2 separate regions of the Homo sapiens genome follow, and region 2 is linked to region 1. Evidence: read pairs that join two places in POLR2A ChIA-PET (ENCODE). Cell type or tissue: OCI-LY7. All regions are shown on one strand. Links, peaks and the distances in the headings refer to the core of each region. The heading gives the core; the rest is flanking DNA.

Region 1 (15,352 bases), core at 3,763-8,762:
GAGCCAGGCGTGGTGGCATGTGCCCATAGTCCCAGCTACTCAGGGGGCTGAGGCAGGAGGATCACTTGAGCCTGGGAGGCAAGAGGTTGCAGTTAGCTGAGATCAGGCCTCTACACTCTAGTCTGGTTGAGAGAGCAAAACTTTGTCTCAAAAAAAAAAAAATTTATATATATATAAATATATATAAATATATCTATATATAAATATATATAAATATATATAGATATATAAATATATATATATTTATATATATCTTGCTCTTGCTCTGTTGCCCAGGCTAGAGTGCAGTGGTGCAATCTCGGCTCACCGCAACCTCCACCTCCCAGGTTCAAGTGATTCTCCTGCCTCAGCCTCCTGAGTAGCTGGGATTACACGCACGTGCCTGGCTGATTTTTTTGTATTTTTAGCAGAGATGGGGTCTCACCATCTTGGCCAGGCTGGTCTCGAACTCCTGACCTCGTGATCCACCCGCCTCGGCCTCCCAAAGTGCTGGGATTACAGGCGTGGGCCACTATGCCCGGCTATATTTCTTTTTAATTAGTAAGGCATGGTGGCACATGCCTGTAGTCCTAGATATTCAGGAGGCTGAGGTGGGAGGATCACTTAAAGCCTGGGAGTTCAAGGCTGCAGTAGGCCATGATCACACCACTGTACTCTGGCCTAAATAACAGAGTAAGCATCTGTCTCAAAAGAAAGAAAAAAAAAGAAAACCACCAAATCACAGTGGTAAATAACATGAGAAAGAAACCGATATATAAAATAACTAGAAATCAATTAATAAAGTGACAGAAATATGTCCCCCCTATAAATAATAACCTTGAATGTAAATAGATTACATTTTCCACAGAAAAGATATAGATCGGCTGATTTGAAAAAAAATATATATATGATCCAACTATATAATATCCACAAGAAACTCATCTTACCTCTGAAGAAACATACAAACTACAGTAATAGGATAAAAAAGGTATTCCATGGAAATGGAAACCAAAAGTGAGCAGGAATAGGTAGACTTAGATAAAACAGACTTTAAGTCAAACAAAGTAAGAGACAATGAAGGCCATTATATAAGATAGATCAACTCAGCAAAAAGATGTAACAATTCTAAACATATCTGCACTCACCACCAGAGCACCCAGATACATAAACAAAACATTATTAGATTTAAAGAGAAAGACTCCAATACTATTATAGTTAGAGCAGTGGTCCCCAACCTTTTTGGCACCAGGAACAGGTTTCATGGAAGACAATTTTTCCATGGATGGTGGGGACAGGGGACAGGCATTAGATTCTAATAAGGAGGGCACAACCTAGATCCCTCGCATGTGCAGTTCACAGTAGGGTTCATTTGCGCTCCTATGAGAATTTAATGCCGACGCTGTTCTGACTAGAGGCAGAGCTTAGGTGATAATGCTGGCTCACCTGCTGCTCACCTCCTGCTGCGCAGCCTGGTTCCTAACAGGCCACAGACCAGTGGTTGGGGACTCCTGAGTTAGAGACTTCAATACCCTACTCTCATCCTTAGACAGATCATCCAGACAGAAAATCAATAAAGAAACACTGAATTTAAGCTACACATTAGACCAAATGGATATAACAGACATTTACAGAATATATTTCATTCAGTAGCTGCAGCATACACATTCTTTTCATCAGCACATAGAACATTCTCCAAGATAGACTGTATGTTAGGACCCAAATAAGTCTCAACAAAACTTTAAAACTTGAAATAATATCAAGTATCTCCTGAGACCACAATGAAATAAAACTAGAAACCAATAATAAGAGAAACTCTATAAACTGTAAAAATAAATAGAAATTAAACAATATGCTCCTGAATGACCACTGGGTCAAAGAAGAAACTAAAAAGAAAATGAAGAAATTTCTTGAAGCAAATGAAAACCAAAAAACAATGTACAAAACCGATGGGATATGGCAAAAACAGTGTTAAGTGATAATTTTATAACAATGAGCAACACATCAAAAATAAAGATTTCAAATAAGCAATCTAATGGTGTACCTCAAGAAACTAGAAGAGTAAGAACAAACCAAATCCAAAATTAGTAGAAGGAAAGAAATAACAGATCACAGAAGAATTAAACAAAATAGAGACTAAAAACACAATAGAAAAAAATCTACAAAATAAAAAGTTGTTTTTTTTGAAAAGACAAATACAATCAATAAACCACTTGGTAGGATAACCAAGAAAAAAAAAGGGAGAAGACCAAAATAAAATCAGAAATGAAAAAAAAGACATCACAACTGATAACTACAAAAATACAAAAGATCAGAGGCACTAACAAACTAAAAAACGTACAGGAAATGGATGAGTTCCTGGACACATACAACCTATCAAGATCAAATCCAGAAGACGTAGAAAATCTGAAGAAAACAATAACAAGTTATAAGATCATGCAGTAATAAAAAGTCTCCCAATAAAGAAGAGTCTAGAACCCAATGGCTTTGCTGTTGAATTCTATCAAACTTATAAAGAATACAAATTCTCCTCAAAGTATTCCAAAAAACTGAAGAAGATGGAATTCTACCTAACTCATTCTATGAGGTCAGCATTACCCTGATACCAAAACCAGATAAGGACACAACAAAAAAAGAAAACTGCAGGTCAGTATTCCACATGAACATACATGCAAAAATGTTCAACAAAATATGAACAAACTGAATCCAACAACACACCAAAGAAATAATACACCATAACCAAGTGGGATTTATCTCAGAGATGCAAAGATGGTTCAAAATATGCAACTCAATAAGTATGACATATCACATCAACTGAATGGAGGACAAAAACCATATGACCATCCCAATACACATAAAATTGTTTGGTAAAATTTTGCATCCCTTCATGATAAAAACTCTCAACAAACTAGGCATAGAAGAAACAGACCTCAACATCATAAAGGGCATATATGACCAACCCACAGCTAACATCACAATGAATGGGGAAAAGCTGAAATCCTTTCCTCTAAGAATTGGAACAAGACAAGGATGTCTACTTTCACCACTCCAATACAGTATTGGAAGTTCAAGCCAGAGCAATCAGGTAAAAGAAAGAAAGAAAAGGCATCTAAATCGGAAAAGATGAAGTCAAACCGTCCCTCTATGCTGATGATATAATCTTATATCTAGAAAAAACTTAAGTCTGCACCAAAAAAATCTTAGATCTGGATCATTAAATTCAATAAAGTTGCATTATACAAAATCAACATCAACATAAAATTCAGTAGTGTTCCTTTACACCAATAACGAATTAGTTGAGAAAGAAATCAAGAAGGCAATCCCATCTACAACAGAAACAAAAACAAAAACAAAAAACAAGAAAAGAAAAATACCTAGGAATAAATTAAACCAAAGTTGTAAAAGATCTCTATAAGGAAAACTACGAAACACTGTTGAACGAAATTGAAGAATACACAAACATGTCCCATGCCCATTGATTGGAAGAATTATTATCATTAAAATGACAACATTTTACAGATTCAGTGCAAATCCTCATTCAAAATATCAATGTCATTCTTTGCAGAAATAGAAAAAACATCCTAAAATTCATATGGAACCAAAAAAGAGGCAGAAGAGACGAAACAATCCAGAGCAAAAAGAATGAAGCTGGAAACATTATATTACCTGACTTTAAAACATATTACGATGCTACAGTAATCAAAACAGCATGGCATTGGTCTAAAAACAGACACAAAGACCAATGGAACAGAATCCAGAATACAGAAAAATTCATATATTTACAGCCAACTAATTTTTGACAAAGGTGTCAAGAACACACAATGGGGAAAGGACACCCTCTTCCCCTCTTCAATAAATGGTGCTGGGAAAATTCTACAATCCTGTCTCTCGCTATATACAAAATCAACTGAAGATGGATTAAAGACATAATAAACATATGACCTGAAACTATAAGGCTACTAGAAGAAGGCAAAGGAGAAATGCTCCAGGACATTGGTTTAGGCAAAGACTTTATGGCTAAGACCTGAAAAGCACAGGCAACGAAAACAAGAATAGACATATGGGACTATACTAAAGTAAAAAGCTTTTGTACAGCATAAGAAAGAATCAAAAGAGTGAAGAAACCATGAGTTTAATGGGGTAAAATATTTCCAAATTCTTCATCTGACAAGGGACTAATATCCAGAATACACAAGGAACTCAACAGTAAAACAAAAACAAAAAACAAATAATCCTATTAAAACAAGTATGAATAAACATTTCTGAAAAGAATACACACATATGGCCAATAGGTATATAAAAAAAAATGCTCAACATCACTAATTATCAGAGGAATGCAAAGCAAAACCACAATGAGATAATCATCTTATCCCAGTTAGAATGGGTATTATTAAAAAGACAAAAAGACAACAGATGTTGGTGAAGATGCAGAGAAAAGGGAACTCATACACTGTTGATGGATTAATACAGCCACTATGGAAAACAGTATGGAAAAAAACTAAAAACAGAATTACCACACAGTCCAGCAATCACTACTGAGTATTTATCCAAAGGAAAATAAATCAACATATCAAAAGGATACATACACTCACGTGTTTATTGCAAAACTATTTGCAATAGCAAAGATATGGAATCAACCTACATGTCCATCAATGAATGAATGATGAAAATGTGGTATGTATACACAACAGAACATTATTTGGTGATTAAAAAAAAAAAAAAAAAAAGAATGAAATCGCCCAGCGTGGTGGCTCATGCCTGTAATCTCAGCACTTTGCGAGGCCGAGGCGGGTGGATCACTTGAGGTTGGATCATGTTGAGACCAGCCTGATCAACATGGAGAAACCCCGTCTCTACTAAAAATACAAAATTAGCCAGGCATGGTGGCGCATGCCTGTAATCCCAGCTACTCGGGAGGCTGAGGCAGGAGAATCACTTGAACCTGGGAGGCAGAGGTTGTGGTGAGCCGAAATCGTGCCATTGCACTCCAGCCTGGGAGACAAGTGCAAAACTCCATCTCAAAAAAAAAAAAAAAAAAAAGAATGAAATCATGTCATTTGCAGCAACATGGATGGATGGAACTGCAGATCATTATGTTAAGTGAAATAAGCAAGGCACATAAAGACAAATATTGCATGTTTTCAGGCACATGTGGGAGCTAAAAGACTTGATTTCATGGAGGTAGAGAGTGTAACGATAGATATCAGAGACCAGGAAGGGTGTGTAGGTGGAAGTGGGGGAGGATGAAGAGAGGGTGGTTAATGAGTACAAACAGTTAGACAATAAAAGTTCTAATGCTCAATAGCACATTAGAGTGACTATAGTTATTAGCAACGATCTACTGATATATTTCAAAATAGCTAGAAGAGAGGCCTTGAAATGTCCCCAACACATAGAAATGATACTCAAGGTGATGGATATCCTCCCTCACAAATAAAACTGGGAAATTAACATTGGTGCAATACCATTAACTAAAGTTCTTATTCGAATTTCACCAGTGTTTCCACTATGTGCAATCCCCCCAATCCCATTCAGAATCCCATGTTGCATTTTGTTGTTATGTCTTTTTAATCCCCTATAGATTCTAAGAGTTCCTTAGTCTACTTGTCTTCCATGACCTTGACAGCTTTGAAGAGTATTTATCTCTCAATTTGGGTTTGTCTGATAGTTTCAAGTGATTGGGCTGGGGTTGTGCCTCTTGGGCAAGAGGACTACAGAAATGATGTGTCCTTCTCAGTGCGTCCTGAGGTTCATAACAACCTTGATTCACTTAGGTAAGGCTGTGTCTGCCAGGTTTCTCCACCATAAAGTTACTATCTTTCCTCCTGTAGTTTACGAATGTCTTAAGGGAGATACCTGGAGATCATGCAAATCCTGCTTCTCCTCCCATTTCTCCTGAAACAGTCATTCACTGATTTTAGCTTCCATCAGTTGTGTCCAGTAAAGTTTACAATAGTAAAAATCAGTCTCTGTGATGGCGTTTTGTGCCTGTGGGGATCAATTGGTGGTCTTGGTAACCACCATGACCACACACAGACCTGTCTGTAATGTCATTTCCTGAAAAGAGAGGAAGAGGAACTGCAACATATTATTCAGTGTCTGGAGTATAACACAAGGCCATATACACAGACGGCTTCCTCTACCTTTTTCTTCCTGATGCTATGAATACAAGACATATTGGCTCCTCAACTCAATAAATTTTAGGCCTTGTTCAGCAACAAACATTCATTCATTTGTAAAACCTGACCTTCTATTCTGTGGCCCTTACCTTCAAAGCATGCTTAGGCTGGCTGTGAATTAATGCAGCATAGAAATCATCATGCAGAACAAGAGGTGCTAGGGTGGGTCAGGTCAGTGGTGGGAGAGCATCTAAACCTTGCAGGAGAGGGGTTCAGAGGGTTGCATAACCCTGGAGGACAGGCAGGAGCCTGTCAGGTAGGCAAGAGAGGAAAGGAAGAGTAACCTATTCCAGTGTATACCCTGAGGCAGGGGAAGGAAACTCAGCTCCATGCAAGAGTGGAACATGATAAAACCCTTCTAATTTTGACACACATGTGGGTTTCTATCGTGCAGCCTGATCATTGCTCCTTTACTCCACAGGGACACCTTCCTATACAAGGTTACACTACTTCTCCTATGTAAGAAGAGATCAGCTGGGGAGCTGCAGGGGAACCCAAGCCATTTACAATAAGCCACCTCAGCATTTATTCATAAATGTGATAAAGATCACTGGACAACTAACAGCATGAAGAAGAAAAAACAAGAAAAATAAGAAAAGTAAAATATACAAACAGGAAGATACAGGTTACTCAAGAAAAAGAACTTAGAAAAAAATCTTAATTAATACCAATAGAGAAATGGGAGGGGAGGTTATATAAGAAAAAACGATTATGAAAGATAACTATAAGGCGGGTGCAGTGGCTCACGTACATAATCTCAGCTCTTTGGGAGGCTGAGGTGGGAGGATTGCTTGAGCCCAGGAGTTTGAGACCAGCCTGGGTGACATGGTGACACCACATCTCTACAAACAAACAAAAAAAATCTAAAAAAATTAGCCAGGCGTGATGATGCACGCTTGTGATCCCAGCTGTTGAGGAGGCTGAGATGGGAGGATCCCTTGAGCCCAGGACTTTGAGGCTGCAGTGAGCCATAATCACGCCACTGCACTCCAGCCTGTGACAGTGGAAGACCCTGTCTAAAAACAAAAAAAATATGAGTTATTGGGGGATTAAAAATATGACTGCTAAAAATAAAATTCACTGAAAGGACTGATAGAACGTACAGAACTACATAGCAACTGCTTGTCATAAGATGAAATTGATGAGTACAGAACAAAAATAAAAAGAAATTGAAATTACAAAAGAGAAAAAAAGGGAAGATAAGTCCAGGGGTTCACCACCCATCAAAACAGAGTTCCAACAAAGGAAGCAAAGAGATTGTAGAAGACTTTTTAAAAAACGTCTGTTTAATAGCTTCCCATTCATCTTAACTGCACTAATTGGAGGCTATAAATACCATGAAGGCAGAGGTGTATCTCTATTTGTTCTCCTCCAGACACTGTATCTGGCACAAAATAGATGCTAAATATTATTTGAATGACTGAACAAATGGACAAATGAGTGAATAAATGTGCAGTTATTTTAATTTTTAAAACTACTTTAAAAAAAATGAAGGTACTCTTAACAATAGTAAATTGGATAATACATTTTTGTATGTTGGTGCAACACTCTGATTTCCCTTCTAGAAAGAACCTGCAACCAGTTCGGTCACAAGAAATAGGATTAGTTAAAAGTCTCTGGATGCAGTGCCTTCAAATCTACTACAATTTTTGAGCTGGGCCACACTCCTCCTGGGCAGCCCCTAGTCAATAGCTGAGCATGCTGGGGTAACAGGACCTGGCTATTACTCCCCAACAAGGAGTAATGCTCTAGTAATGCTTCTCTAATGCTCATTTTTGACCCTTTGCATTGACTGACACTTTGTCAGACCTGCATCACGGTCTGAGGCTCTCCCTGCCTAATCTTCCTTTGTCTCCTCTTTCCTTTGAAGGACTGAAGCCTTTCTCTGCGAAATTATCTTTCACAGACCTAAGTTACTCTCATCCAAGCCCCTAACCACTTGCAGTCCTGTATAGTCTCAGCATCTGCCTCTCAGATGACCCACATGTTTGTTACATGATTGAATAAAGGACTATCTGGCAAAGACAAAAGGTTAGATTTTGAGCAGGGTAGACTATAAAGGGACTAAGAAACCTAGAATTTGGGTAAGAAGCATGAGGCCCTGAAGTTACATAAAGAATTGGGAATGGGACAGAAGGAACAGAAGTTACCTGCAATTTGAAGGTAGACTAGAGATCGTAGGTTGAACACAATGAAGATAAAGGAGGCATCAAAGAAGCTTTAATTTACAGAAGGAGAGCAATGATGAGGAGGGGAAAAAATGGTGAACTCCAAATCTCTCTGCACATGGGTTACAGATGCCAATGAGGTAGCCATCTGGGTAGAGGCAGATTAACAGCTGGTGAGAAATGCAGCCGGAACTAAGGAGAAAGCCTGGGGACAAAGGCGTTTTATTTGGATATAAATGTAGGCTAATCATCTTTTTCCAAAAAGAATTGAGGTCATTAATGATACAGGATATATATAAATCATGCTAATGAAACAGAATAGGAAAATAAAAGATGAAAGTGGAAGCAGATGTGTTAATAATCAAAGCTGTATAGTTGAGCATCAAATTTGGTTCTGGGAGTTGAAGTAAAACTAGACATACAGTGAAACAAAACACACACACAAAATACCTATCATCAGAAAGGCAGGCATTTGGTAGCTACCGGTTTCAACTTCTGGCATCAAATTCTAAAATAAATTTTTCACGTGAACTTTCTAAAGGGGCTGATGAATGACACAATGAAAATGTCTTCATCACCAGCTTTACTGCAAAACAAACTCTGTTTTTATATGACTGGCTCTTAAAAAGATGACCTTTAATAAAGTCAAGTGTTGAACTAGTGTGGTCTTTGATGGCCTATCTTGATTTTAAAATAAAACACATGTAGGAGCAGTTGAAGCCCACGCCCTTTTAAGCAGCTTCCAAAAACCTCTGGCTTGAGAGGCTCAGGCACTGTGAAAGCCTTCCAGATCAGGGTGCAGCTGAGCCACGCTTGCAGCTGAGCCACGCTGGGACTTTGAGATCACAGTGAAGAAAAGAGAGGACCTCTGCTTTCCAAAGAGCAAACACACAAAACCACAATACCTACTACTAGCTTTCTTGCTTCTGGAAGCCCTGAGCAGATAAAAGGACAGCAGCAAAACACACTCCTAGCTTAGCTTCTCAGGAAGGCATTTAGTGCCTCAAATCTCCCTGTGAGGGAATACATAGAGAGCTACCTTCGAATGAATTACATAGATTATATATAAATAGAGTGTTTAAAAATGAAACTACATTGAAAAATACTTCAATAAAAACATGAAAGGCAAGGGCATTAAAACAATTATTATATATGTATAAAAACTTTCACCATTCAATTCATTTTGGCAGAAAATAACTGCTAAATTCAACAGCGTAGAACACAACATGGTTCAGCAGAACAGACTCATTGACCTTGGAGTTTACCATTTATCTGAAATCTAAAACTGTCCACATCAAAAAACTAGAAGTAGAATAATTATATTTAAAGAACACTGAATTGTAAGGCATTCTATGGTACTTTTCTCAAGCCTAATATTTACATAGCAGAAGGATTTTTTAAAAAGCAAAAAAAACTGAATAAACAAAATAAGCACACAATTTTAGAAATATATTTAGCTAATCATATTCCCTGATGTTCTATATGCACTAAAAAATAATCCACTAAAATTTATAACAGCTATTTAATGATGCTTATTTGACAGACTGGAACTTGAAAAACAGCTCTTGATAGCAAAATTGAGAGTATATGAGAGTGCTAAAGCTGTAACTTTAGTACAAATCAAGATAAGTGTGGTATTCTAAAGAAACTATGTTAAAGATGGCTGATTACAAGAGGGTGAGAGGTAAAGACAGAAAACAGCAACTGAAATGTGCTTTGTCTCCTCAATCACTGTTCAACCTGATTTGTATGTGTTTTGGAATGGAGGAGGAGGAGAAGGAAGGTGAACAGTAAGAACAATCAAATCTGGTGGCTTACAGTTATCCAAAGAATATTTAGGTGCATAAGCATTAGTCGTCCCTCTTTTAAGGAATGGGAAAATACTCTTAGATGCGCTTCAGACCAGATACTGTGTTTCTCCTGGGCAGTGTGCAGTAGAGGGAGGCCCTTCCCTATCACAGCATCTTCAGTAACTTGACTTTGAGAGTAACACTCCACCTACCATGAAGACAAGCCTATCAACACTGTTGATCAGTGGAGCAACAAATGCCACTGCCAAGAGCCCATGGGCTCCTCTGTCTTCATTAATGCATTCCTCTCTATAGGATTCAAGGAGAACACACTTCATAGACAATTATACACTCGGTGCAAAATTGAAGAAGTCCTGTGGGGCCACAGAAACCAAGATGAGTAATGGCTTGGAAAGGGTCTCCTCCTCAACAAGCTATGCAGGATATAGGCAACATTATAATTATTCTATAACTTAGTATTTTCCACTTATAAATTTCCTTAGTACTCTGATCATGGTGACTATCTAAATGAAAACAAAAGGCCAGGTACGGTGGCTCACGCTTGTAATACCGCACTTTGGGAGGCCAAGGCAGGCAGATCACTTAAGGCCAGGAGTTTGAGACCAGCCTTGCCAACGTGGTGAAACCCCATCTCTACTAAAAATACAAAAATTAGCTTGGCACAGTGCTGCACACCTGTAATCCCAGCTACCTGGGAGGCTGAGGCACGAGAATCGCTTGAATCCAGGAGGCAAAGATTGCAGTGAGCGGAGATCGTGCCACTGAACTCCAGCGTAGGTGAGAGAGTGAGACTCTGTCTCAATAAATAAATAAATAAATAAATAAATAAATAAATAAATAACACAAAACACATACATACTCAAAGGAAGATAAGTAATTCAGGTTAATCTGAATGCAGCCCTACTGCCTAGTCTGTGCCTCCATAAGGAGGATGTGGCTATCACTTGGACTTCTATCACCAGTACAGATCCACCTTAATGTCCAATGGGCATTAAGTGAGGAACTCAATAAAGTACAAAGAAGTAACATGATGCATGTTAGCTATATTATTACTGTCATTTAATCCTGGTTCTCAATATAAACATACACTCACTAGCAAAATGGCAAAGAGAAGTGGGCATGAGAAAGGACTGGAAAGAAAAGCATCAATGGCATGTTGCTTATTTTACTAAATACAAACAATGGGATTCCTCTACTGATCCAGTATTTTTCCAGCAATGGACCTGGCTTCTATGTTGGACTAAAATAGCCTCTGAAGTCTAAATTTGTAAAATAATGTTTATAAAAACAACATAATAATAAAGTGATTATAGCTTCATCAGCCAAATATGATTTTTACATATAATATCAGCTGTATAGCATACTTTAGTAAAGTACTCCCCCTCCACCCCCTCCCCACCTGAGACTTAGCCACAGTGAAGTCAGGAATGCATTAGGCAGCCAAATGGAAACTACCCGGTGATAAGCGGCTGAGTGACAGCCAGGTCAGCTCTGCCACACCTTGGTGCTAGAGGATAAATTACATCTGACACTGATGTACTCCTTCAACAAGAAGACTTGCTTTAAGGTTCTGATTAGGAAAAATGAGTTAGTCTGCTAATTTCAGTGAATCAAAGTTGTCTATTATAAGACAGAGTTGTTTGTTTAGATATGTTTTATACTATATAAAAGTATAAACAACAATTTTTAAAATGTACAGTTTATACTTTACAGAGCTTAATTTCTGCTCCAAATTTTGTTATCCAGAGCCACTATTTGTGGTATATTATCATACTGTAACAAATTGCCTGTCTGACTTGAAAGTTGTGTGGCCCAAGAAAAGCTCTTACAGTAACCACTCTGTGTAACTGACTTCCACTGAACAACTTCCTGGATTAACCACTGCTCATAATTTCCCTGCAAACCATGCTGACAAATACCCAATGGCACTAGCAGTCTAGTGGGTGATCCCTAGGTGCCATACATACTTTCTGTTCCTGCCAGCTGGACCTCATGCTGACAAAGAGTGAGCTGTTTATACCAATTGACTTGCTATTTTAATTATGAAATTTAATCATGAAAGCTGATGAAATATGAGTACAAAAGATAAACGTTGTTCCTATTAAAAACTAAGGCTTTATACAAACTTAATAAAGGCAAGTCATTAAAAAGAAAGCTGTTGGATTAAATGTGGGCAGGACAGCTATGAAAAAATGAGAAAAAATTTATGAAATCTAAGATTTTGTACTCAGATTATGTTGTTAGTCTCTATGTTTTTATTCTTATGGTTTAGCCTATTAACACAATTAAGAATTTAAAAGAGTAGAATCATTGTCAAAGAAAAGCCCTTGGTCTCACAAGAGTTTGGCAAACATATTCTTATATGTGTTAATGATAATAAAACAGTTTGAATGTATACTTTTTAACAATTCCCTGCTTGAGTTGATATTTTCAATTCACTAGTTCCAATTATGCTGGGTAAAAGGGTATTTTCCATGCTTCAAGTTAGTAACTACTGGATTAGTGGGTATTAGATTTATGAGGTTATTATGAACAAACAGGATTAATCTGGAATCTAGGCATTCACATTTTTATTCCAGACTTTTGAAAGATAAAATACTTTAAGATTCTCCATCTCTTTAACCTAGCAGAGATCAGAGAACAGTGATTAAGAACATGACTCTGTTCAGACAGCCTGGCTCCAACATTTACTAGCTCCATGAGAGTCTTATCACTTAAGCTCCAGTTTTCTCAACTGGAAAATAAGGTTAACAATAGTACCTACCTTCCTGGGCATCAAGAGATTGAAATGAGAAAATGTGGCATAGCAAATGCCTAGTACAGTGCCTGGTACACAGTAAGTACCCAAAATGTTCATTATTATAATAATATTATTATACTGCCTAATAGGAAAAAAGTACCCATTATTACATAAATTAGATTATAACTAATATGTTTCAGTGTCAGTTTTGGGTGGAGGCCATTTTGCCTCCACCTATCGACAGCTCAGACACACCTGCAGAAAATTTGCACAGGTACAGTAAAGCAGGGGTTCTCAGCTAGGGGTTAGTTTACCTCTTAAGAGACATTTGGCAATGCCTGAAGACATTTTAGGCTGTCACAACTAGAGGGAGGAGGAAAACCTACTGGCATTAATAGTGTGGAAGCCAGGGATGCTGCTAAGCATCCTACATCCTACAATACACAGGACAGCCCCCTACTCCACGCTACCCCAACAAAGAATCATCGCACCCCCAAATGCCAAGTTGGCAAGAATGAGAAACCTTGTACCTTAAAGGACAGTGTAACAGAGATGTAATTTCTAAAATATAAACTTCAGAAAATTATTCTGAGAAGATAAATGTTTAAAAATGACATCAGGGTATGCAATACATATTGATTCCAAGACCCACGCTATAGATATGTAGGAATGAGACATGGATGTTTAGTCACGAGACAAGATTGTTTCCGTCAACAAGCCTTCTGGAATGGGACCTATCATGTAGTAATATTAAGATATGCTTTATTCTAAAGCAATTGTTATAAAGCTATGAGTACTATATTTGAAACTAAACTTCACTCATAATTTTAAATACCATTCAATAATTTTAAATAATTTTAAATACCATTCAAAACCCCAAAACAGTGGAAATCAAAACACTGTGAGAATAGCTTGCAGACAGGGAGCCTCTCGCCACAGGCCTCTTCACTTGGCTACAGAGATGACCAATCTAGCTAATGGAACACAGAGGTATGTCCTTCGTGGGTAAGCATCCTGTTTCCTCGTTTGTCTACCTGGATGACTTAAACTCATTCCTTAATTAACGCTGCTCAAAAAGCTTGTAAGGGTTCACTTATACTACTTACTTTTCGGTAAATCACAATGGTCTTTCTTAAAAGTATGAGATAAAACTGTGTATAATCTCAAATATATATGTGTGTATATATGTGTGTATATATGTGTGTGTGTGTACATATATATATATATATATATATATATATATATTTTTTTTTTTTTTTTTTTTTTTTACTCTCCCACTCAAAGAAAAGATTAGAAAGGAAGTGGCCCTTATGTCAAAGGTACTTCTCTCTTCAGTGCCTTTTCTACTCAAAGACCGAGATTTGATTCTTGGCACTGAGACTTATTGGCTCTGTGACTTTTGTCAAATAATGTAATTTGTTTTCACAATACTTCCTGTAAATGGACAGGAATATATTATAATTACCACCTACTGATGACAACATTGAAGCAGCAAAGAAATGATTCCTGTACTTACTGTGGAAGTGATAAAAAATGAAAGTAGCATTAAAACTGTTTTGCAATCCTTAAACAACAGCTATATTTCAAATATTTTCAACTTGGTATATTTATCCCTAAAGGTGACACAGCAAATCTACTGTACAACAAAGACTATAATTTCAATCGCTAAGTCAAAGGGGCTTTTTATTTGTAAAAGTACTATTTAACATACAAGACATTTATATATCTGAAAGGAGAAAGTAACTCAAAAAATGCAAAAAGAAATAAATTGAGCAAATGGTTATTTAGCTATTTTACCATCAAGAAAGATAAGACATGCAAATCTTATGTCACATTGTTAATAAATATCTTAATATACAGTACTTTTCTTCAGAAAGTACTGCAAAAGAAAATGTAAGAAATAAAGGATCTCTACTTACCCTTCTGGTAGAAAAATTTTCTATAATAGTATGCACCCAGATCTACGTGTTCCACGATGTATCTTTTCACTCTATCTAGGTGCAACACCAAGTTCTCCTTGGGCACTTCAAGTACTGCCACTCCTGCATTTGTGCAATGGGAACTAAGGGTAGACTCAAAGGAGGCACTTTCACATCCACTAAAGGAGCCAGAATTTGATTTTGAAAGGCTGATTTTCCTCTCCCCTTCTCCACCTATCTCATTCCGAAAATATGGACAGCTCATTACAAGCTCATTGCTTTTATCATCTCCCTGGTCCATGCTGAGGCTTCCTTTGGAATTCAGGTCCTCTGTGCTGCCCATTGGGGAGCTAAAACTGGCTGAATGAGACAGAGGTCCAGAGACCAAGGATGCCACGGCAGCTGCGGAAGCTCCAGTGGTGGTGTTTCTCCTCTTAATAACATTGTGCCTGTTCATAATTGCCTCATTCAAATCAAATAATATACTCTGGACATCATAGTGGGCAAAGCACTTTGGACATGTCCAGGGCCTGACAGAGTCTTCTGATCGGTTATCTTC
Region 2 (15,352 bases), core at 6,978-11,977, 87 kb after region 1:
TGAGTCCAATTTTTGAAATTCACTGACCTATCCACTTATGATCTGTGCTCTGTGTGTATATCATACTTCAAAATAACATTTATTTAAAAATAAATAATAAGCAAAAACACTAGCAAGAATATCACAGAAAGAATACTGTGTTCTCATGGCATCCTATCAGTGACAAACAATTTTGATTTGTATTCTTACCAATGATGTTCATTTTGATGAACTGATTAAGGTGGTATCTGCCAGGCTTCCACCACTGTAATTTATTCTTTCCCCCTTTGTAATTAGTAAGTATTTCATATGGAGGTAATCTGAAACTATATAAATATCTGGTACCTCATCAAGCTTTCAATTAACGGCATTTCATTATTTAAAAAAAATTTGTTTTTTCATTTTTTTGAGACAGGGTCTTGCTCTGTCACCTAGGCTTGAGTGCAGTGGTGCAATCACAGTTCACTGCAGCCTCGATCTCCTGGGCTCAAGCAATCCTTCTGTCCTCAGCCGCTAAGATTATAGGTGTGTGCTGCCACCACAACCAGCTAATCATTTATTCATTCTTACATTTATGTTATTCATCAATTTATTCAGTGGGTTATAATCCATTACTATTATTGTTTACTATAATTAATCACTATTATAATCAATCAGTCAATCAATCAATCTTTTTTTTCCATAAGAGACTAGGTCTTACTCTGTCACCCAGGCTGGAGTGCAGTGGTATGATCATAACTCACTCAAACTCCTGGGCTCAAGCAATAATCCTGCCTCAGTCTCCTGAGTAGCTAGGATTACAGGTGTGTGACACCATGTCTGGCTATTTTTTTTTTTAATTTATTTGTTTAGAGGTAGGGTTTTGCTATGTTGCCCAGGCTGGTCTCAAACTCCCAGCCTCAAACAATTTTCCAGCCTTAGCCTCCCAAGTAGCTGGGATTACAAGCATGAGCTGCTGTATCTGGCAATCATTTCCTCATTTTCTGAAACTACATGTTTTGGTCTCATTTCTCCAAGGAGTACTGGTTCCTTTTATTAGAGAATTGTATTTAGAAATCAAGATTAGGGTGCCAGATATGTTCATTGTTATTGGGGGATACTTTCAGGCACTGTCAATGGCAGTGCTAGGGAATATAAATGCATGTGTGTTATACATCTACACATATATCTACATCCATAGGATTTTATTAGGAGGGTTTTTGTTTTTGTTTGAGGCAGGTTCTCACTCTGTTGCCCAGGCTGAAGTGCAGTGGTGCAATCACAGCTCACTACTGCAGCATCAACCTCCTGGGCTCAAGTGATCCTCCCACCACAGCCTCCCAAGTAGCTGGGACTACAGGTGCATGCCACCACGACCGGGTAATATTTCTAGTTTTTTGTAGGGATGGGGTGATATGGTTTGACTGTGTCCCCACTGAAATCTCAACTTGAATTGTATCTCCCAGAATTCCACGTGTTGTGGGAGGGACCCCGGGAAGGTAATTGAATCATGGGGGCTGGTCTTTCCCATGCTATTGTTGTGATAGTGAGTAAGTCTCAAGAGATCTGATGGGTTTTTCAGGGGTTTCCACTTTTGTTTCTTCATTTTCTCTTGCCGCCGCCATGTAAGAAGTGCCTTTTGCCTCCCGTCATGATTCTGAGGCCTCCCCAGCCATGTAGAACTGTAAGTCCAATTAAACCTCTTTTTCTTACCAGTCTTAGGTATGTCTTTATCAGCAGCATGAAAACAGACTAATACACAGTGTTTTGCCATGTTGCCCAGGCTGGTGCTGAACTCCTGAGCTCAAGTGATCTGCCAGCCTCAGCCTCCCAAAGTGCTGGGATTACAGGCGTGAACCACTACATCCAGCAGGACATTTTAAAAACTCGACAAATTCCAATCAATGGTGCCAATACTAGTAACAAAAAGTAAAGAAAAAGAAAAAAACTTCACAAGCTGACTATATGTGAAGTTCACATGAAAAATCAAAAGCCCAAGAAAAATCAAGATACTACACATGAAGACAACAGTAATGAGGGGATCTGCCATACCAACTATTAATTATAACACAGTAAGACTTCCAGGTTAATGGAGAAAGGTTGAATTATTTAATAATGGTACTTGCAAATGTGTTTATGCATGTGGAGGGAAATTAAACTAGATTCCTGTTCTACTCTCTATATAAAAATAAATCCCAACTTAACTAAAGACTTGCATTTAAAAAATAAAATACAATTTTTTTTTTTTTGAGACAGTCTCCCTCTGTTGCCTAGGCTGAAGTGCAGTGGTATGATCTTGGCTCACTACAACCTCCGCCTCTGAAGCTCAAGCAATCCTCCCACCTCAGCCTCCCAAGTAACTGAAACTACACGTGTGAGCCATCAAACCTGGCTAATTTTTGTATTTTTTGTAAAAATGAGGTTTTGCCATGTTGCCCAGGCTGGTCTCTAACTCCTGAGCTCAAGTGATTCACCCGCCTCAGCCTCCCAAAGTGGAAGGATTACAGGTGTGAGCCACTGTGTCCGTCCAGCCACTGCAGCTCGCCTCATTCTATGTTAAAATAAAAAACTTCTGTTCATTAAAGGATACCATGAAGAAAATAAAAAGATAAGCCACAAATTAAAAATCATATCAACAAAATATAAGTATCCAGAGTATATAACTCTTATAAATGTATAAGATAAACAATCCGAGAGAAAAATATATAAAAGTTACAAAATACAAAAAGTCCTTCAATACAAAAAAATGATGCTCAGTTTCCTTCCTTAGTAATTAGGAAAATATAAATGAAAAGCACCTTTCACACTACTAGCTTGACTAAATTTAAAAAGTCAAACAATGTCAAGAATGTGGCAAAGCTGTGGGGCAATGGAAACATTCAGATGCTCTGGTGGGAATGTACATTGGTACAATCACTTTGAAAGGCAGTCAAGATGTTAGGTAGGCAGATGGTACGGCATATCCTACCATCCAGCAATTTCACTCTTAAATTTATGTTCACTGAGAGACGTGTCGCCCGGAGACACATATAATTGTTTATACCCACAGAAAACTGCAAACAACTCAAATTCCAACAGTAAAATAAGAAAACAGAATGTGGTTTTGTTTGCAGGAAAATCAGTGAACCATGATGTTAAATGCATCAAGTGAAAAAACTCAAGGGGACAATGTCCCTCAGTACCTATGCCGAAATAAATTTGTAATAAACCAAAAAAAATTTTTTTAATTACATTACAAGCTTACTGAAGACTGGGCCAGTATCACTTAATAGTCATTAAAAGCTTCCCAAAAGTTTTGTACTAGGTATTCTAGATGTTTCCAAGACATATACAATTATGTCCACCAAGATACAATAATGTGATCCCCCAGTTTTGAAAATGACAGTGAGTCCATGGCACACACTAGATTAAACGAAATAAAACAAAACCATAGATGTCATTTTTATTTATAAGAAGGTACTTACATTCCCAAACTTCAATTAAAACTCTTGAGAAAGCACCATTCACACTGTGGTTTTTTAAAAGAAAAAAAAATGTTTTTGTTTTGTTTGTTTGTTTGAGACAAAGTCTCGTTCTGTTGCCCCAGCTGGAGTGCAACGATGAAACCTCAGCTCACTGCAATCTCCACCTCCCAGGTTCAAGCAATTCTCCTGACTCCGCCTCCTGAGTAGCTGGGATTACAGGCGCCCGCCACCACACCAGGCCAACTTTTGTATTTTTAGTAGAGATGGGGTTTTGCCATGTTGGCCAGGCTGGTCTCAAACTCCTCACCTCAAGCAATCCGCCTGCCTCAGCCTCCCAAAGTGCTGGGATTACAGGCGTGAGCCACCACACCCAGCCAAAAAAAAAAAGGCATTTTTAAAAAAAGTAAGTCTCACACTTATAATCCCAACAATTTGGGAGGCTGAGGCAGGAAGACTGCTTGAGCCCAGCCTGGGCAATACAGGGAGACCTCATCTCTACAAAAAATTTAAAAATTAGCCAAGCATGGTGACACATGCCAGTAGTCCCAGCTACTCAGGAGGCTGAGGTGGGAGGATTACTTGAGCCCAGAAGGTCAAGGCTGCAGTGAGCTACGATGGTGTCACTGCACTCCAGCATGGGTAACAAAGCAAGACCCTGTCTCAGAAAAAAAGGTTAATAAAAAATCCTGCTATTTTATTACTCAGCTACAGGGACAGGTGAGATTGTTTCTCTCAGGCTCAGATCAAGTAGAGTGTATCAATTTGTTTAAATATGTATGTATTTAAGAACAGCATAATTTCAACCAAAATAATTAAACTCTTCAAATCAATATAACTGGATTTTAAAACAAAACCAAAAACAACATCACATGAGCAGAATGCTTAGAGTTCTATCCATGATGCGTCTGATTTCAATCAGCACTGGTGTCACCATTGCCAAGCTGACCTGATCCAAGTTAGAGTGAGGTGCACTTAGAGGCCTAGTAACCACCCTTAAAGCAAAGGGTTCTTTATACCACTTAAAGTTAACACATTTTAACAGTTTGAAAACATCATAAAGTAAACAGTTAAATTTGGCATCAAAGATAACTATCTACTTTTCTTGGGTTTAAATGCTATATAATAGGCCAGGCTTGGTGGCTCACGCCTGTAATCCCAGAACTCTGGGAGGCTGAGGCAGGCGGATCACTTGAGGTCAGGAGCTCAAGACCAGCCTGGCCAACATGGTAAAACCCCATCTCTACTAAACAACAACAAAAAAATTAGCTGGGCCTGGTGGCATGTGCGTGTAGTAGCAGTTATTTGGGAGGCTGAGACAGGAGAATGGCTTGAATCCAGGAGGTAGAAGTTGCTGAGATCGCGCCACTGCAGTAGAGCGTGGGAGACAGAGTAAGACTCCATCTCAAAAAAAAAGAAATATTATATAATAATGTTCAGAATTTAGAATATTATGGACCATATTATGTGGGTTACAGTATGTACGAAATCTTTAAAACAGATGGTAAGTTACATAGAGACATCAAGTGACAGTTCTAGCTGATTCAGCTCTAATTCATTGTTTGCTTTCTAACAGCACTATTTCAAAATGAGCAATTCCATAGCCCATAGAAGAGATTTTCATTTTAAGTAGAGGTGACATCTTTACTTATGTAAGAAGCAATTATACAGGTTAACAGAAAAAATGAATTGCTATAGAATACACTAGAGATATGTTTCAGCAAACCATTAGTTTTCATTCTCAAGGGTATGTACTAAGGGTATCAGCTTAGCAGTCACTGAATTTATTAAGCCGTAATTTTGCTACACGAATTCTCCATTCTCTCCTTCAGAGCACTCTGAATAAATCAGAAAGCAATGTTTGCTTTCCTCTCTACAGTAACAACTGTGTATTTGGCCTGAATTCTAAATAATCAGGTTCTTTATGAAATTTTTGGAATTTAGCCAATATACAGATCTTTTCACTAAACATAAGCATGAAGGAAAGAGGCTCAAATCATAACTTTCATATTTAACTACTCAAAATGGGGGAGAACAGCCTCCTCAGACAAGTAGGATAAACATGCACAGAACTCTCCATCACCATACATGCTCTCCTGTCACTAAGAACAGAAATGTTTTTGAGAACTCGAAGCACAAACATTCATTTGGATGTTTGATGACATCAGCATCTATAGTCTAAAATCTATTGATATAATCCTTAGCACACAGTGTCTTTTACACTGGTTGAGAGCACACTAGGTGTGATGGTTAGTTTTATATGTTAACGTGGACAGTTATTTAATAGAACACTAATCTAGGTGTTGCTGAGAAGGTATTCTTTAGAGGGGGCTAACATCTACCTTCAATTGCTTTAAGTGAAGATTATCCTCCACAATGTGGGTGGGCCTCATCAGAGTGTCAGAGAGGGCAGCTAGTCAGACACAAATAGGGCAGGACTGGGCCCCCACACTCCCAGGAAAGTTAGGCAACCATCAAGTGGTGGACAGGCAGTTGTCACACCGCCTCACTAAAATAACAATAAGTTGCAGGCAGCACCAGGGAAAGGTAGTCTCCCTATAGATAGGAAACACCTGAAACTGGTGATCAGCAGCTTCCTAATAAGTTCTCAATGGGTGGGTGAATAACCTCAAGCATGTGCATTAAGAGGCAAAATGGCAGAGTATGACCTTCTAGGGACATTCTGCTGGTAAGGGAAGAATGCCTCAGGCAAGCGTTATGTACAACTCCAGTAAACACACTGCACATGCTCCCCTCCAAGCACTAACAGACCACTGTGCATACAGACAACCCACTCCAAGGGAAGAATCAGGGCAGAAAGGACGCCAGACCCTGGAAGTATGCTAACATATAACACCCCAAGTCAAAAGGTCAAACCCCACACTTGTCCTTCAAGTCACCCTCAGTATCTTTGCAGATACTGCACCGCTTCCAAGTGTACTTTCTCTCCTTTTGTTCCTGCTCTAAAGCTTTTTAATAAACTTTCACTCCTGCTCTAAAACTTGCCTCGGTCTCTTCTTCTGCCTTATGCCCCTCAGTCAATTTTTTTCTTCTGAGGAGGCAAGAATTGAGGTTGCTGCAGACCCGTACGGATTCGCCGCCGGTAATGAAAGGCCTTTAGAGCAACAGCGGAGGACTCCCAAGGAAGAAGTTCTGCGTCATGACCGCAGCATCAACATCTATCTGCGAGTTTCTAGCCTGACCTACAGATTTCTAACTTGCCATCCCTAACTGTCATCCCTAATTGGCTTACTCGCCAATTTCTTTCTTGAAATCAGTCAGGCCAGTCTCAGTAGCTTACTCCTGTAACCCCTGTCCTTTGGGAAGCCTAGGTGGATCACTAGAGCTCGGGTGTTTGAGACCAGCCTAGGCAACATAGCAAGACCCCATTTCTATAGAAAAATTTAAAAATTAGCTAGGCACGGTGGCACGTGCCTTTAGTCCCAGCTACCTGGGAGGCTGAGGTAGGAGAATGAATCCCTTAAGCCCACGAATTTGAGGTTACAGTGAGCTATGACTGCACCACTGCACACAAACCTAAGCAACAGAGCGAGACCCTGCCTCTAAAACAAAACAAAACAAAAATCGGTCAATATCTATTTCCATGTCTGTATGTCTGTCTCTCTCTTTACACATATAAATATATTTGTATTTATAAACACACACACTCTGGAGAACCCTGACTGATACACTAGGTAAAAAGAAACACTATGTTTCTTCTACACACACCAACAAATTCCAACATCAAATCATCAAATAGGGAATGGGGAGTTCCACAACAACCAAGTGTCCAATTCTTGGCAGACACCAAGACACCAACCAGATGTCTTACAGTTCAATTCTACGGTGATACTGTCTACCTGGAGTTAGCTATTGATGAAGAACGCCAAACTCTGTAAAATACTTGAAAAGATTTACTCTGAACCAAACATGAGTGACCATGGCCTGAGGCACAGTCTCAAAAGGTCCTGAGAATACGTGCCCAAGGTGGTTGGGTTTCAGCTTAGTTTTAGGGAGACACGAGACATCAGTCAGTATATGTGAGGTATACATTGGTTCGATCTGGAAAGGTGGGACAACTTGAGGGGGTTGGGGGAAGTGGGTCTCAGGTGGATTCAAAGTCTGATTGGCAATTGGTTGAAGGAGTTACTATCTAAAGAACTGGAATAAACAGAAAGGAGTGTCTGAGTTAAGATAAGGAGCTATGGAGACAAAAGTTCTTACCACACAGATGAAGTCTCATAGGTGGCCGCCCAGAGAGACAATTGATGATCAGACCTTTAAAAGGTGCCAGACTCTCAGCTAATGTCTTCAGGATAGGGAGGGCCTGGAAGGGGAAAGATCTAGTTAACAGAGATTCTTTATAGATGCACATTCCCACCCCCCTCCCAACCCCCCCAACCCCGGCTTCCCCCCACACACAAAAGATGGCATTGCAGGGCCATGTCAAAATATGGCAAAGAACCTTTTTTTTTTTTTTTTTTGAGACAGAGTCTCGCTCTGTCGCCAGGCTGGAGTGCAGTGGCGCGATCTCAGCTCACTGTAACCTCCGCCTCCTGGGTTCAAGCAATTCTCCTGCCTCAACCTCTCGAGTAGCTGGGACTATAGGCACGTGGCACCATGCCCAGCTAATTTTTGTATTTTTAGTAGAGACGGGGTTTCACCATGTTAGCCAGGATGGTCTCGATCTCCTGACCTCGTGAAAGAACATATTTTAACGTAAAATATTTCCATTTCCTCCTTTATCTGTCATGTGATGTTATGCCAGTCAGGCTGGTTAAGTAAAACCCAGTTGATGAGATTTTATGATTTAGAGAGAGTGACTTCCCAGACCCCTGTAGGAATTTGGGCAAGAGACAAAAAGGTCAGAGTTTAGTCCTCATAGCTTAGATCCCACAAGGCTGTTCCTAATTCAGACGCTAACCATCAAGTCCAGGCCTCAGGTATTTCTTACCTACAGAAAATAAATTGCGTGGGAGGTGGGAAGGGAGTTTCCCATGACCCCCTCCTTGAGTTTGAGAATTTCCTAGAAGGACTCACAAAACTCCAGAAAACAGGTACTTCTGTTCGCCAGTTTTTTACAAAGATATAAGTGAGGAACAGCCAAATGGAAGATGCATATCGTGGGGTAAGGGAGGAGGCAAGCCCTCTCGGGGCACAGCACCTAAATGTGTTCACCAACCCGGGAGCTCTCTGAGGCTGTCCTTTTGAAGAGTTTTCTGGAAAACTCTCTAAACCTCCGGCCCATCTTTCCTCCATGGAGCTAACGGGATGGGATGGAAAGTTCCAAACCTCTACTCACATGACTGATTACCCAGGAAACCAGTCCCCATTCCAAAGCGGTTCAGGGGTTTTCAACCACTAGTCATCGTATTAATATACAAAAAGACACTCTTATCACTCCTGAGAGGTCAAGGGTCTTCGAAGCTCTTGTGTCAGGAACCAAGGACTAAGACCAAATACTGTAACAAAAGATGCTCCTGCCAGGAGCAATGGCTCATGCCTGCAATCCCAACACTTTGGGATGTAAAAGTGGGCACATTGCTTGAGCCCAGGAGTTCAAGATCAGCCTGGGCAACAAAGTGAGACCCCAACTCTGCAAAAAAAAAATAAAAAATTTAGCCAGGCATGGTGGCCCACGCCTGTAGTCTCAGCTACTAGGGAGGCTGAGGTGGGAGAATTGCTTGAGTCCAGAAGGTAGAGGCAGCAGTGAGCTGTGTTCACACCACTCTACTACAGCCTGGGCAACAGTGAGACCCTGTCTCAAAAGGAAAGGCGGGGGAGGGGGGCTGAAAATGCTCCTGTCATACCCTATCAGTCAAGAAGTTTTAGAAGTTTTAGATCTGTGCCAGGAACCCAGGTCAGAGACTAAACATATACTTCTTATGTCACACTAGGCAACATGGGAAACACTGTGAGTTTTAAAGGTTTTTAAATTTGAAGTCATACAAGGAAAAAGGCACTTTAATTCAATTCACCTGGGGAACAAAGGCATCCCTTGTTTACTGAAAGATCATACATAATGACTGAAATAATCCCCAACTAACTAAAAGAAAAGTAGATCAATGGTAAGTATACTAAACTCTCTGTATGAAAAACATTTCAGGGAAAGACAGGGTAACATTAGTTCTGATGTGGGATCTGGGGAAAGGGGAGGAGGGCTGGAAGAAAATCAGGCAAAGTGAAATGGAATGCCACACCTGAGCTGAGCTGTCAAGGCCCGTACTTATTCACTCAACCATTTTAAGCTAATAATGTTTCAGGACTATGTCCCAGATGTTTTACTTTGACTGTCTCATCGATTGGTTCATACCAACATTAACTGGCACATACTATTATTATCCATAATTCTCAGGAGGGATGGAGGAGCTAAATACACAATTCACAAAAGTGACACAGCTATGAAGTGGTACTGGGCCCTGATTTGAGTTACTGAGCTATATGCACCCCTGGCAATAATTCCCAGGCAAAACAATAGGGCAAAAACATTCTATGCCAGATAATCTTATGAGCAATGTCACAGACATATTAACAGTAAATAGTATATTATGTTTGAGATTTGTACATAAAGAAAGGGGATTAGGCCAGGCGTGGTGGCTCGCACCTGTAATCCCAGCATTTTGGGAGGCCGACCTGGGTGGATCACCTGAGGTCATGAGTTTGAGACCAGCCCAGCCAACATAATGAAACCCTGTCTCTACTAAAAATACAAAAAATTAGCTGGGCGTGGTGGCGGGCACCTGTAATTCCAGCTATTTGGGAGGCTGAAGCAGGAGAATTGTTTGAACCTGGGAGGCAGAGGTTGCCGTGAGCCAAGATCGTGCCACTGCACTCCAACCTGGGCAACAAGAGTGAAACTCCATCTCACAAAAAAAAAAAAAAAAAAAAAAAAGGTGGGGGGGATTAAGGGGAACTAGCATGAGCAGAAACAAAAAAGCAAGCTGTATAAAGAGAAAAGATTTTTGGTTCAAAGTTGCCAAGAACTGTTAAATAAAATTTACAGGAGGCCACTGTTTTGAACTGAGCTTCTGCATTAGGCTCCAGCAGGCCAGATCAAAGTGGGGGCACTTGTGTCAAGTTGAAACTTTATTAACAGATAAATCCCAAACAGGCCAGTGTTTCCAAAAAAACCCAGGAGATTCACAGAAACCAATCCAGAAGAGCCCAGTCAACCTGAACTGGCATGATACGGAAGTTCCTGTCTCTTCTGCTTTAACCCTTAAAAGAAAAGTAACCTGAAATAACCTGATGTTAACAAATCTGCTCTTTTATATTGTACTGTTTGCTTGAGCTTTCTTTCTTTTTTCTTTCTTTTTTTTTTTTTTGAGATGGAGTTTCACTCTTGTTGCCCAGGCTGGAGTGCAATGGCGTGATCTCAGTTCACTGCAACCTCCGCCTCCCGGGTTCAAGCAATTCTCCTGCCTCAGCCTCCCTAGTAGCTGGGATTACAGGCACCTGCCACCACACCCAGCTAATTTTTTGTATTATTAGTAGAGACAGAGTTTCACTATGTTGGCCAGGCTGGTCTAGAACTCCTGACCTCAAGCAATCCACTGGCCTCAGCCTCCCAAAGCGCTGGGATTATAGGCGTGAGCCACCGTGCCCAGCTTGTTTCCTTGATATTGCTCATGCTACCTTACAAAAAAACAATTGTTCTGCCATGCACAATGGAGCTCCAAATTTGTAGACGTATGCTTCCCAGTTCATGAATAACTAATAGAAACCAATTAGATGTTCAAATTTGTTGAAAGATTTTGTTTTTAAATACAACCTAAAAATTTACCTTTTTTCCATCCTATCTCAACTTAATAAGAAAATAAAAACAGAAATTCAGGAAGTACAGGAAATCCCAATATAGATGATATCAGCAGACCAGACCAGTGAAAAATTCTGAGAAACAGAAAGCATATGGAAACAGCACGAGGACAAACCCCATAGGGCCAAGAGAACTGTAACTCGTTACAAGTAAGAGGACGGACCTTCAAATAAATTTTCCTAGCAGAATCCAGGAATAACTAACCATGTCAGCCGATTCTGGGAGAAGCAGCAGGCCTTGGATGGTGAGCCAGGGAATTAAAACTCACACATCTTATGGGAAAATCTACACTACTCAACAGGGTACACTCACCATGGCTTCTGTAATAACAGTCTACATGCACTACCAGGTGAATAAAAGTCTTTACAGCAAAGCTGAATTCAACTTTTTAGTTCTACCACTTACTACAAATAAATCTATGACAATCGCTACTCATCCCATGAAAATCAGCAACATGAAAAGGAGTACTGAACTCAAGAATACCTAAAAAAAATTCATACAAAAAACAAAGACTATGTTTTTTAAAGTATAATAAATTCCCTCAAGAAATTCAAGGAAACATGATATGCATAAAAAGAAAAAAGAAAACTTTTTGGTTAAAACATATTTGTTCGGAAATAAAAGTATGCAAGGTGAATCAGCATCAGCTCCTGGAACTCTGTGGCTGGCTTCTCTACCCTGGATGCCATCCCCAGTGGACATACCATGTTCTAGTATCTTCTCTCTTTCCAAAATCACTTCTTTGGCTTCTCTTCGGCTTATAAACATGTACAAACTTCCTTTAAATTAGAAAAAGCCTTTCCCATGACCCAGATCCCTTTTCCAAATAAAGAAGTAATGAGGTGAGGAGGTGTTAAGAAGCTGAATGGATGGTCTATTATATGAACAAAGAAACAAGAGAAAAATGGGGAGGGATAGTTAGTAACATACCAAACTTAAAGTGCCACCTTTACTGGAGGAGATTACAAATTAAGAGCCTGTATATAGAACTTTGTCCATGAGCATATTTTCCTTGACCCATGGAGTGTTTTACAGAAATTCAATTCCATTTTTTAAAATCATGTATTTAAAATGAAAATACAGATTAACAGCTTCTCTTGAAAAACTGGTAGATCTGATAGCTTTGAGGCCACATTCCCAAACAGCAATGGTGGCTGGAGCCAAATGGCCAGCATGAAACAGGCATTCTCCTCCTCTCCACAGTCCCCAAGACTGTCTTCCTCACCTTGAGCTTATGCCGGTTACCCTCTATCGTCCCACTTGCCCTCTTTTTTTCTTACAGTAGAAAAATATTTCCTCTTATCCCAAGGCCTGCTTTTACTCATTGCCATTGTTTGCCAGGCCCCTGCAGGCACTTAAGTTTGTGAGTCCGCTGCAGAATGATGGAGTCAAGAGAGGAGCTGAAAACACAGACCTCTGGCTGGTAAGAGAAGGCTGACAGGGCTAGAGTTATAGCTTTAGGGGAGCTTGACATATGTTAAAATGAAAGAAGACTGAGTTCACAAAAAAAGAATATATTAAAAGGAAATGGCAATAATGAAGGAACTTTAGGAAATAACCATAATTCAAGTCAGTATGAGAAACTGAAAGGTAAGTAAGTAACAGTAAGAGAAAGGAAGTACAAGGAGTAAGATGGTCAAGACAGATTTCAAAATGAGTTAAATTGATGGTGCACAGATTACAGCAAAAATTCATTCAGTTGTGACACTCCAGCCATAGAAAGAGATCATGGTCCACTGTAAAGTAATCTACTTAACAACCAAATTCAAGTCTAAACTACCCACGAAACTGAACTACACATCAATTGATTAAGGTTAACACAGAAAGATGAGTGTCTTAATTACTGTCAATGTAAATGCTGTATCAAGGTCTTGGAAGACATTTTTCATTGACCAGAATTATCATATGACAAAATTCATCTTACATGTTAAAAACACTTTCAAATGAAACAAACAGGCGGGAAAAAAAAATTAGGCACAAATCAACAACAAAATTTCCCTCCAACTGCTGCACTCTATGAGAGTACGTTGTGCTGTCATATTAACAAAAATGATCAGTTAATAAAGTGAAAAAGTTACCAAGTTTTCCTCTAAATTTTTATGTCATGAGGAGAGCAAAAAGGCCCATTTAACCTAGAAGGCAAGAATTTAAGGCATTACACTGCAAAAGCCATCAGACTGTGAATAAGCGTAATATCTCTGCACATTTGGCTTAAAAAGAACATAATTTAGAAATTCTACAATATAAAATAGGTACCTCTGCTATGGCTTTTGCATTAGACTACAAAACAGGCCAGGCAAGGTAGCTCACGCCTGTAATCCCAGCACTGTGGGAGGCAGAGGTGGGTGGAACGCTTGAGCCCAGGAGTTCCAGACCACCCTGGGCAACAAGACGAGACCCTGTGTCAAAGAAGAAAAAAAAGGAAAAAAAAAAAAAAGATTACAAAATAGATAAATGTGAGATAATAATATGGAGAGAATTCATAGAGAAATATAAATTCCATATTAAACATGTAAAAATACCCTTAACAATCAAAAAAATAAACATTAAAGCAAAAATGAAGTACCATCATTGTACAACTACTAAATTAGCAAAATAATATTTTGTACATTTGGCCCAGCACGGTGGCTCACACCTGTAATCCCAGCACTTTGGGAGGTTGAGGCGGGTGGATCGCCTGAGGTCAAGAGTTCGAGACCTGTCTGGCCAACATGGTAAAACCCCGTCTCTACTAAAAGTACAAAAATTAGCCAGGTGTGGTGGCACGCCCCTGTAATCCCAGCTACTTGGGAGGCTGAGGCACAAGAATCACTCGAACTTGTGAGGCAGAGGTCACAGTGAGCCGAGATCACGCCACTGCACTCCATCCTAGGCAAAAAGAGCAAAACTCTGTCTCCAAAAATATATATATATGTATTTGCTTGGACAAGTAATTAATGGCACTCCCAGAAAAGGATCTTATGTAAATAATACAACAGAAGCAAAAGGTTATAGGAACAAATATACATTCTACTACAATGTTTTTGAAGCAAAACACAAATAATCTGGAAACAAGTCAATTATCCAACAATAGACATATATAGAAAATTATGGTGCAACAAAACTATAACCTATAATTTTTTGTTCTTTCATGTGACAATAATGGGACAACGTGTGCAAACCTGGAAAAATAACTGATACCATGTTAAGGTGGAAAACAGAATACAGGATGAGTATCCCTTATCCAAAATGCTTGGGACCAGAAGCATTTCAGAATTTACGTTTTCGTGGGGATTTTTTTTTTGGGGGGGGGGAATATTTGCATATCCATAATGAGATATCTTAAGGATGGGACCCAAGTTTAAACATGAAAATTCATTTATGTTTCATATACACCTTATACACATAGCCTGAAGGTAATTTCATACAATATTTTCAATAATTTTGTGCACAAAACAAAGTTTGTGTACACCGAAACATCAATGAAGTGCAAACTGTCACATCAGGTCAGGTGTGGAAATTTCCACGTGCGGCATCATGTTGGTGCTCAAAAAGTTTTAAATTTTAAAGCACTTCAAATTTCCAATTTTGGGATTAGAGATGTTCAACTTGTAATATACCTACCAAGATTAAAAGTACACTAGGTAAAGAATGAAAAGCTAGGCCAAGACAAAGATGGAAAAACTCAAAGTTCAAATAAGTATTATATTGGAGTGATACATTTATGGAGCATTTTATTTTTCAATATTATTTTAATAATAAAGTAGATGAAACAAAATCTAGGCATCATGGGATAACAAGATTGACACAGAGACAAAAACCTATAGCGACAGTGCTAAAAAAAAAAAAAAAAGAAGAAAGAGAGAGCTGTGAGATCCCAATGTTAGACAGCAGTAACGGTAAGTTTTCACAAATGAAATAAAAAGAGGTCACCAGCTTTAGAAACTTAGAAAGCTACTAAGGACCTAAGAGAGAGGCACTTCAGCAAAATGGTAGAGACACAGATCTTACACAGAGAACTGCTTATTAAATAAATGAGGTGGGGAAGTATCTGTGAGTGACCCAGGCAATGCGGGGAAATAAATTGTTGATCACCTGGGCAAAGAATGAAAGAACGGTGATAGTTTGGAAAAGAATC

What was found. Peaks named below come from ENCODE experiments on the same cell type or tissue, not always from the same donor. Only the 100,000 strongest peaks of a DNase experiment are listed, where the experiment ranks them.
Region 2: POLR2A ChIA-PET joins it to region 1 with 5 read pairs; 2 of 35 experiments call an interaction of 5 or more read pairs at or near these places.

The regions. Positions count from the first base shown.
Region 1 is chr14:71,588,812-71,604,163 of GRCh38, reverse strand. It overlaps SIPA1L1 (signal induced proliferation associated 1 like 1), which reads right to left. Exons shown (of 24, transcript NM_001386936.1): 5 at 14,794-15,352. Among named protein-coding and RNA genes, the nearest start is that of SNORD56B, 200 kb to the right of the region's middle. In OCI-LY7, for the core only: no CTCF peak of the experiment used is centred there; a DNase peak (open chromatin) is centred at 6,063; H3K27ac peaks cover 798 bases.
Region 2 is chr14:71,505,137-71,520,488 of GRCh38, reverse strand. SIPA1L1 (signal induced proliferation associated 1 like 1) reads right to left here. Exons shown (of 24, transcript NM_001386936.1): 3 at 7,644-7,746. Among named protein-coding and RNA genes, the nearest start is that of SNORD56B, 110 kb to the right of the region's middle. In OCI-LY7, for the core only: no CTCF peak of the experiment used is centred there; no DNase peak of the experiment used is centred there.